2 separate regions of the Mus musculus genome follow, and region 1 is linked to region 2. The links are chromatin contacts, found by Hi-C or POLR2A ChIA-PET in ENCODE. All regions are on one chromosome and are shown on one strand. Each heading gives the region's core, a stretch centred on a gene start or an enhancer-like site at or near the end of the contact. The rest is flanking DNA. Distances are from core to core; before and after follow the strand shown.

Region 1 (3,917 bases), core at 829-3,328, 56 kb after region 2:
TAGGGTTTCTATTTTTGCAATGAAACACCAAGACCAAAAAACAAGTTAGGAAGAAAGGATTTATTTGTCTTACCTTCCACATCACTGTTCATCATCGAAGAAAGTCAGGACAGGAACTCAAACAGGGCAGGAACCCAGAGGCAGGAGCTGATGCAGAGGCCATGGAGGGGTGCTGCTTGCTGGCTTGCTCATCATGGCTTGCTCACCTTGCTTTCTTATAGAACTCAGGACCATCAGCCCAGGGTTAGAACACAGTGGGCTGGGCCCTCCCCCACTGATCACTAACTAAGGAAATCCCCTATAGCTGGATCTCATGGAGGCATTTCCTCAATAGAAATTCCCTCCTTTCAGATGACTCTAGCTTGTGTCAAGTTGACCTAAGACTAGTTCAGGGCACTTACCAATATTTAAAAGCATAAAAAGAGAACGATGTCTACTCCACCCTAGGGACCCTCAACTCTAGTAGCAACTGGCTTGAGCTGTTTGATGAAGGATGAAGGTAAGGCATGAATGCTTTCCAACTGGGATGCAAGGTCAAATGTCATTAATTACGTCCCCTGATAATATGGCTGGCTGGTCCAAGAGGTCTGGAGTGGGGGTGGGGTGGAGGTGGAGTTAGACCTTCACACACCCAGTCACCCCAGGAATGTCAAGGATGGATCACACATAGATGAGGTGAGGAAGTCATGCCTGGAATGGTGAGGATGGATCACATATAAATCAAACTGTTAGGTCTCAAACCCAAGACAAACAGCTAACAGAGGTTACTATTACCATATCAAAGCTGACCCTGGCCACCAAGTTTTCCCACCATCCCTGAGTCTCTACCCATTCCAGGGTCCTCCTGGCTGGCATACTCCACCCCATACCCTAAACTTCTCCAGCCACGAGGCTGGACTGGGTTTTCCCTTCCCCCAGCCTCTCTGGCTCCTATACAATTCAGCCATTTCGGTTACATTATCTCTTAGCCCAGGCTACCCCTCTTTGTTAGTGTCTCCTTTCTTGCTTTCCCTGCCTCTCTCTCTCCACATAGTCCAGCTCAGTCTGGCAATGTTCACTCTGCACTCTCCCAGATGCCTCTTTTTGTCCATATTCTGTATTCTCTCTTATGTCTGTCACAAACCTTCTCCTCCACCATACCTAAGAACATCCTGAGCTCCTCCCATTTCTTTCTCTTTTTTTCCATCCATAAATCATCCCCAGAATGGTGAAGATGTGTACGGTTAGCACTCTGTCTAAATTCCATCTTACAATTACCTGGCAACAGCCAGGTAGGCCTGGCCCACTACAAAAGGGGCTGCTTGCCCCCTCCTCCCTCTCTTACTCCTTCCCGGCTTGCTTCTCTCGTGCCCTCTTGGGCTCTTCCCTTCCCCCTTCCCTTCTCCCTCTCTCCCTGTGGTCATGGCCGGCCTCTACTTCTCTGCTCTCTCTCTCTCTCTCTCTCTGCCTTTCTCTGCCTCTACTATCCACTTAACTCCTCTCCCCATGCCCTGAATAAATTCTATTCTATACAATATAATAGTATAGAATGTGGCTGGTCCTTCAGGGAGAAAGGATGCATTGGCATGGGCCCACTGAGGCACCCCCCCCTCACCACACCCCCATAGAACATGTTCTTATACCTCTTTGTCTTTTTATAATCACATTGTGTGCCACACAGATGAGGTCACCCCAGGAATGGAGGGTAGATCACATATAGATGAGGTTACCCCAGAAATGATAAGGATGTATCTCACATGGATGAGGTTACTCCAGGAATGGTGAAGATGCATCACACATCGATGAGATCACCCCAGGAATGGTGAGAATAGATCACACACCCAGTCACTCCAGGTAAGGACGAGTTACACAGAGATGAACTCACCCTGGAAATGGTGAACGTGAGCCCCCTACAGAGAGGGTTAGGGCATTTGCTGAAAATCCCTGCCACCGAGATCAGAGAAAACGGAAAAGGTTAAATACGGAAGAGACCTTCAAAGGTCACCTCCCTCTTTGCATGGAAGAGGAAGCCAAGGTCCCAGAAGGCTGCGTATCTCTCACAGAGTGCATTTACAGAAAAACCCAACCCAAGACTGCAGGCGCCTTCCACTGAAGTAACAGAAATGGGAAGGGGAAAAAAAAAAAAAAAAAAAAAACACTGAGTGAGTCAGGCGAGCGGGGGACACGGTCTCCCTTCCCCCTACCTCGGGGTGGTGGCAGGCAGCCAACTGGAGCTTGCTGCATATTTAATTTAAACCTTTGTCTGCCCTGGCAAGGACAAAGTACAATCTGTTTTATGTAAAAAGTCTTCCCTGAGGAAAGCCTCAGCCTCCAGCTGCGAAACTGATTGATGTTCTTAACTCCTCCCCCCCCCCCCCCCAGCCTCTGTGGGGATCCGAGGTTGCAGTTTCCAAAAAAAGAGTTGGGGGGGGGGGGAGGAAAGCACTCCAAACAAACAAGCAAAACAAAATTTCTTGCTTTTATTGTGTTACTCTCAATCTAGGAGAATTAGCCTGAAACTAGAGGGAGAAGCCTACAAATAAAGCCTATATTTTACAAGCCGATTTCAGAGCCCCAGATGGGAGGGGCTGGGACAGCAAGCTGCCGCGGGAGGCTGGAGTCTCGTCTAGGAGCTTTGTCTACAAGCTCCTTCTGCCTTGCCTTAGATGGCCTAATCTAATCAATACAGATACCAAAACGTCCTAAAGATGCCTTAAAGTGAAGCCTTCGTGTCAAGGAACATCACCGTTGGAAATGGTCACCGAACGTGAGATGGAGATTAGGAGTCACCTTGTTTTGAGAGCTCTGTGGATTTCCGGGTAGCCTGTTTCAGAGACCCTGATTTGGGAGATCATATGTCTTGCAAAACCAAGGCGTGCATTGTTGCAACTCAGTTTGGGGTCACCTCCAAGTGTTCCTGGACCTTCTAGACTTCTGCCTTAGACTGAAGCACTTAGTGACCTCAGTCTCAGCTGGCGCTCAGTGTTCAAAGGTTAGCGTCGAGGTGCGCTGAGGAGACCCAAAGGGGGCGGAACCACCCTGCATAGCATTAGACTTTTAACTCTGCTCCCGCCCTCGGTCCCCTGTATCAGATTGGTTGGAAGGAGAGCGTGGGTTAAGGGGGCATGGACCTGCCTTCCCCTTTCTGGTTCAGGAGCCAAACTTCATCTTGGAGTCAGAACAAAGCCATGGCCGGATCACACTAAGGAGCTCCAGCCTGTTTTGGGACAGAGCCAGGACCCAGAAACCATTGCCATGAGCCACCAGCTGGCTGCGGTCCCGGAAAACTTGTGCAGCTGCCGCACAGGCCAGACTGGGCCTGCACACTGTCACAGTGCCAGGCCCTCCATTAAGGCCCCCGTCTCCGCTCACACCCAACTTGCCCCGCGTACTTTGGCATCCTCCTGCCTTGAGGTGTGCCCTGGGATTACAGGGGAGACTTCAGAACCACCGAGTGACCTGCCTCCTCTTATCTTTCTGGGAATTACACAGTTGTTCTGGAACCCCTTGGAGAGGTCAAGGTAGATGGCTCCAGTCGCTGGTCTGATGAAAATGGAGGATTGAATCATTTCCCTTAACTCTGTGTGGTCTAATTTAAGTGCCTGTCATTAGTACTTCTAAGGAGAACACAGGCGCCCTAGCCCTGAAAACTGAAATCCCTCTCCGAAGGCCCTAATGATGGGGACAAAAAAAAAATCAATGAATGGCCACATTCACAGCTGTTTCCAGAAGTGTTTCCTGCTTTCTTGGACATTAAGCTCCAGTAATAAAGTTAACAACAGTACAATCATCCCGAGAAAAGGTCAAAGAAGAGGAAAATCTGTTTTGAAAAAAGATCCTGCCATCTCTTCCACACACCCGAGATTATCTCGCCATGCAGTGAGTGATTTCTCCGGGTAAACGTTCCCATTGACCCTCAGTGAGATGATCTGAAAGAT
Region 2 (3,435 bases), core at 878-3,377:
CAGACTTCCTTTCTGGGTAAATTTTGGCCACTAAAAGTCCACAGAGGGAAAAGACTACTTTATAATGATAAGTTCAAAATGCAGAGCACGAAGCTGGACTAAGAATGAGGTTCCTACTACGTAAACAATCTGTGTAAAAAATTGCAAGGAAATGCGCCAAGGCGTGAGAGCACTCACTTCTGAAGAAGTATTCCTTCAGCCATGGAAATCTTGATTACAGGGAAAAATAACTAAAAAGCCACACTGGCCCGACAGAAAACGCCATGGTTACCGCCAAGAACTATTCTTTGCCTCCGGGTGGAAAATTGGAAATTGAATTCGGTTTTTTTGTTTTGTTTTGTTTTGTTTTTTTTACTGTAAGACTTTGGCTCAACAAACTTCAACAGTGGAATCTGAAACCCTATTTGAAATATAAGGATTCAGAAGAAGTGGCTTTGAGCTCCTGCAAACGGTACTTCCGTTCTTTTGGTGAGAAAGTCTTTGAGATTTCATGGCATAAAGAGTTATAATTGATGGAGGGTTGAGGGTAGAAAACCCTCTGTGGTGGTAGCATTAATAAACTTAAAAGCATTTTATAAACTTGAAAATGTTCTTGCAATTGTAGTGGTAAGGGATAGAGGTGTAAATTGCAAGCATTTTTATTTTGTTTTACAAATTGAGGTCACCAAGGCACACAAAAACTTCCGTAACTATGTCATTTCTCTTGGGGAAAAAAATGAAACTACCTATATATTCACCATCGACAGTAAGCAAATATGCCATGAATTCAAATGAAGGCTGGAAAGATGGCTCAGTGGCTAAGGGCATTTGTTGCTTTTGCAGGGGACCCAGGTTCAATGGCCAGCACCTACCTAAGTGATCCAAAACCAGCTGTAACTCCAGTTTCAAAGAATCTGTCTCACTCTTCTGGCCTCCACAAGTACAGCATGCATGTGGAGAAAATATTCATACCATATACGTAAAATAAATAAACTTCTTAAAGGTAAAACGTGGTAAAAATGAATCAAAGCTGCAGAGATCAGAAAGAATAATCCTCAAACAGGGAATTTTGGTTTGGTTCTATTTGGTTTGGCTTGGGTTCCCCCCCACCCCCAATAGGATTTTAATTAGCCCAGTCTGACCTGGAACTCTTGATCCTCCTGCCTCAGTCTCTCCATGGGCTGGCATCACAGACAGAATCCTGAATCACAAAATGCAGCTATGTAATAATATAGAGAGCATATTGTCACGTTTGGAAACATCCAAACAATATGCTGAATATGGCTTTTAATATAAATCGGGAAGCTATCCATGGGAATCCATGTGTCAATATTGGACTGTGTTTACCTACAAGAAGGAAAAAAGTAGAGAGAACATAGAGAGGAAGTCGTGTCTCTTAGTTAAGCTGGGGTGTGACTATACTGTATCATTCTCTCTGGGCCTTCTCTATGTGTGAAATACTTAAAAATATGATTATTTTGTCTCCTTACTTTGTATCAGAGTATCACTCTTTGTCCTATTTATCTCTCACAAAAGCATAGTCCCCCTCCCCCTAAGAAAAGCCTTGCTATGCCAGTTTCACAGATGAAGGCCCCAGCTCAGTCTTTTAATCACATACCAAGTTCACTCGCCCAGCATTTGATAGAGGAAAGCCTAGGGTTCATTTCCAGCTGTATCAATTTTGCTTTTCTTTTTTCGTCAAATACTTGCCAAGAAACATCTCAACAGAGGGGGAGTTTATTCGGCTTAGCAGGCAAGGCATGGGGTTGGAGCTTGAGGCGGCTGGATACATTGTATACACACGGGAAGAAGAGATGCATGAACGCTAGTGTTGAGCTCACTCACTTTTTGAGTCGGTCTAGGACGCCAGGGAATGGCGCCACCTACAGTTTAGGTAGTGCTACTACCTCAATTAGTCTGATCTGGAAATTCCCTCGTAGAAAGGTCAGGAAAGTGTGTCACCTACGTGATTCTAGATCCTGTCAATCACCATTAACCACCACACCGCAGTGTAGCACCACTGTCAAGGGAAAAGGCATCGGATTGCAACTGCAACTTTTGTACAGGGTGCGTGAAACTCTAACTTCCCTCCCTGAGCGCCCTGGAAAGAGCTGACACTGTTTCTCCCAGTTTATTTGCATGTTTGCCTTCTCAACAAAGAAAACCTCGTGCCTCAGCCACTTCCTGCCTGACTCATTGTTCCTATCAAGCCCAGGCAGCACCCACTCTTCCAAGGAACAGGGTCATGGCTGTGTGTCTCTTCAGGAAGTGGCTGCTCTACAGATGGCCACAGGCTTCCTGCTTCAGTCAAGGCTTTTGAATCACACTACTCCCTGTCTGTGGTTTTGAATGTTTTTGTTTGTTTGCTGGGGAGGAATGAATAACTGACCTTGAATGGGGTTGTAGGGGGGAAGGTAGACTGTGTGACACAGAGCCACGCTGGATTCATGGTCTCAGCCTGAATCGGGTTGTACTTTGAAGGACAGCAGATTTCAGGAGGCTGAAACTACGGAGACAAACGGTTTATAAATTCTTATTTTCCCCCATCACTTTGGCCAGCACTGGGCTGCCCTTCTTAAGCCAGAGAGAACAGAGTTAGATTATATTGCTACAACAGTAAAATCTGTGATAGAAGGATGTCTACAGAACTGGGAGGCCTGGCCTCACATTTAAGTCTTCTAACCTCTTCCTTTTTAACACTGCTTGAAATGCCATGACTGGATTCAGTGTGCTCGGAAGCTCCGTAAAATCACGTCTCTGCGCGAACATGTAGGAAGGATGCCTATCACATCACAACCCACTGGGCTGGTGAGAGCGCTCTTGGCTCCACCCCCTACAGTTCAGTGAGAGTGGAGATGGTCCTCTGAAAAAAGAAAAAGCTAACCCAGGCATCTCTCACATTGACAGCTGGAGGAAATCTTCGTGGTGTGCCAGGGACCAGGCTGGACCCGCCTTCTGCGACACAAGACCCACTGACATAAATCAGCCTTCACATTCACGTGGCTTTTGGAGATCAAAGTTCAAAGTAAGGGGAAAGGGGTTTGTTGTGGCTATTCTGTCAGTACATGGAATGGCTCCTGGAACATCCCTCAGTGGGGAGGGGAGGCTTCTGCAGTGCACCCCTAGAGTCCTATCCTTCACAATTGCAGGCTAATCTAGGAGGTTCAACAGTCCTTCGGTCTCATACTCATCAGGTGCCATGCTTCACTGGACAAGAAAGTAATCTGTCGTGAACACTACTATCGCTGTCTTTTCTTGGGGACCTATGAGGTGGTAGAATTCAGATTTTTTTTTTAACTTGCAAATCTGTGTGTGCATGTGTATGTGTGCATGCATGTGTTCGTGGAGGGGGGTATGTGTGTGACTGTGAGTGCATGTGAAAGCCAGAAGACCTTGGGTATCATTCACAATTTCTTGGGGTTTTTCTTTTCCCTTTGAGACAAGACTTCTCATTGG

Evidence for each region. Hi-C counts contacts between places; a loop is a spot of excess contacts on that map. ChIA-PET counts read pairs that join two places held with the same protein, here RNA polymerase II (POLR2A).
Region 1: a loop to region 2 is called in a map of T-helper 2 cell, with 2.4 times the contacts of the local background. The contact joins the promoter of 1110002J07Rik here to the enhancer-like site in region 2. A Hi-C loop is called at or near these places in 15 of 37 maps with a recorded cell type or tissue (Patski, T-helper 2 cell, adrenal gland and 4 more). POLR2A ChIA-PET finds 5 or more read pairs at or near these places in 2 of 5 experiments (Patski and embryonic stem cell).

What each region holds. Positions count from the first base shown.
Region 1 is chr10:66,918,306-66,922,222 of GRCm38, forward strand. 1110002J07Rik (RIKEN cDNA 1110002J07 gene) reads right to left here and starts at 2,079. Exons shown (of 5, transcript NR_138561.1): 1 at 1,865-2,079; 2 at 74-84.
Region 2 is chr10:66,862,429-66,865,863 of GRCm38, forward strand. No RefSeq gene overlaps it. Among named protein-coding and RNA genes, the nearest start is that of Gm31416, 30 kb to the left of the region's middle. Within about 2 kb of position 2,128, at least 1 of the 3 ENCODE cell types and tissues checked has a DNase peak (open chromatin) inside an H3K27ac peak, as active enhancers do; it is heart, where a contact is called at or near this core.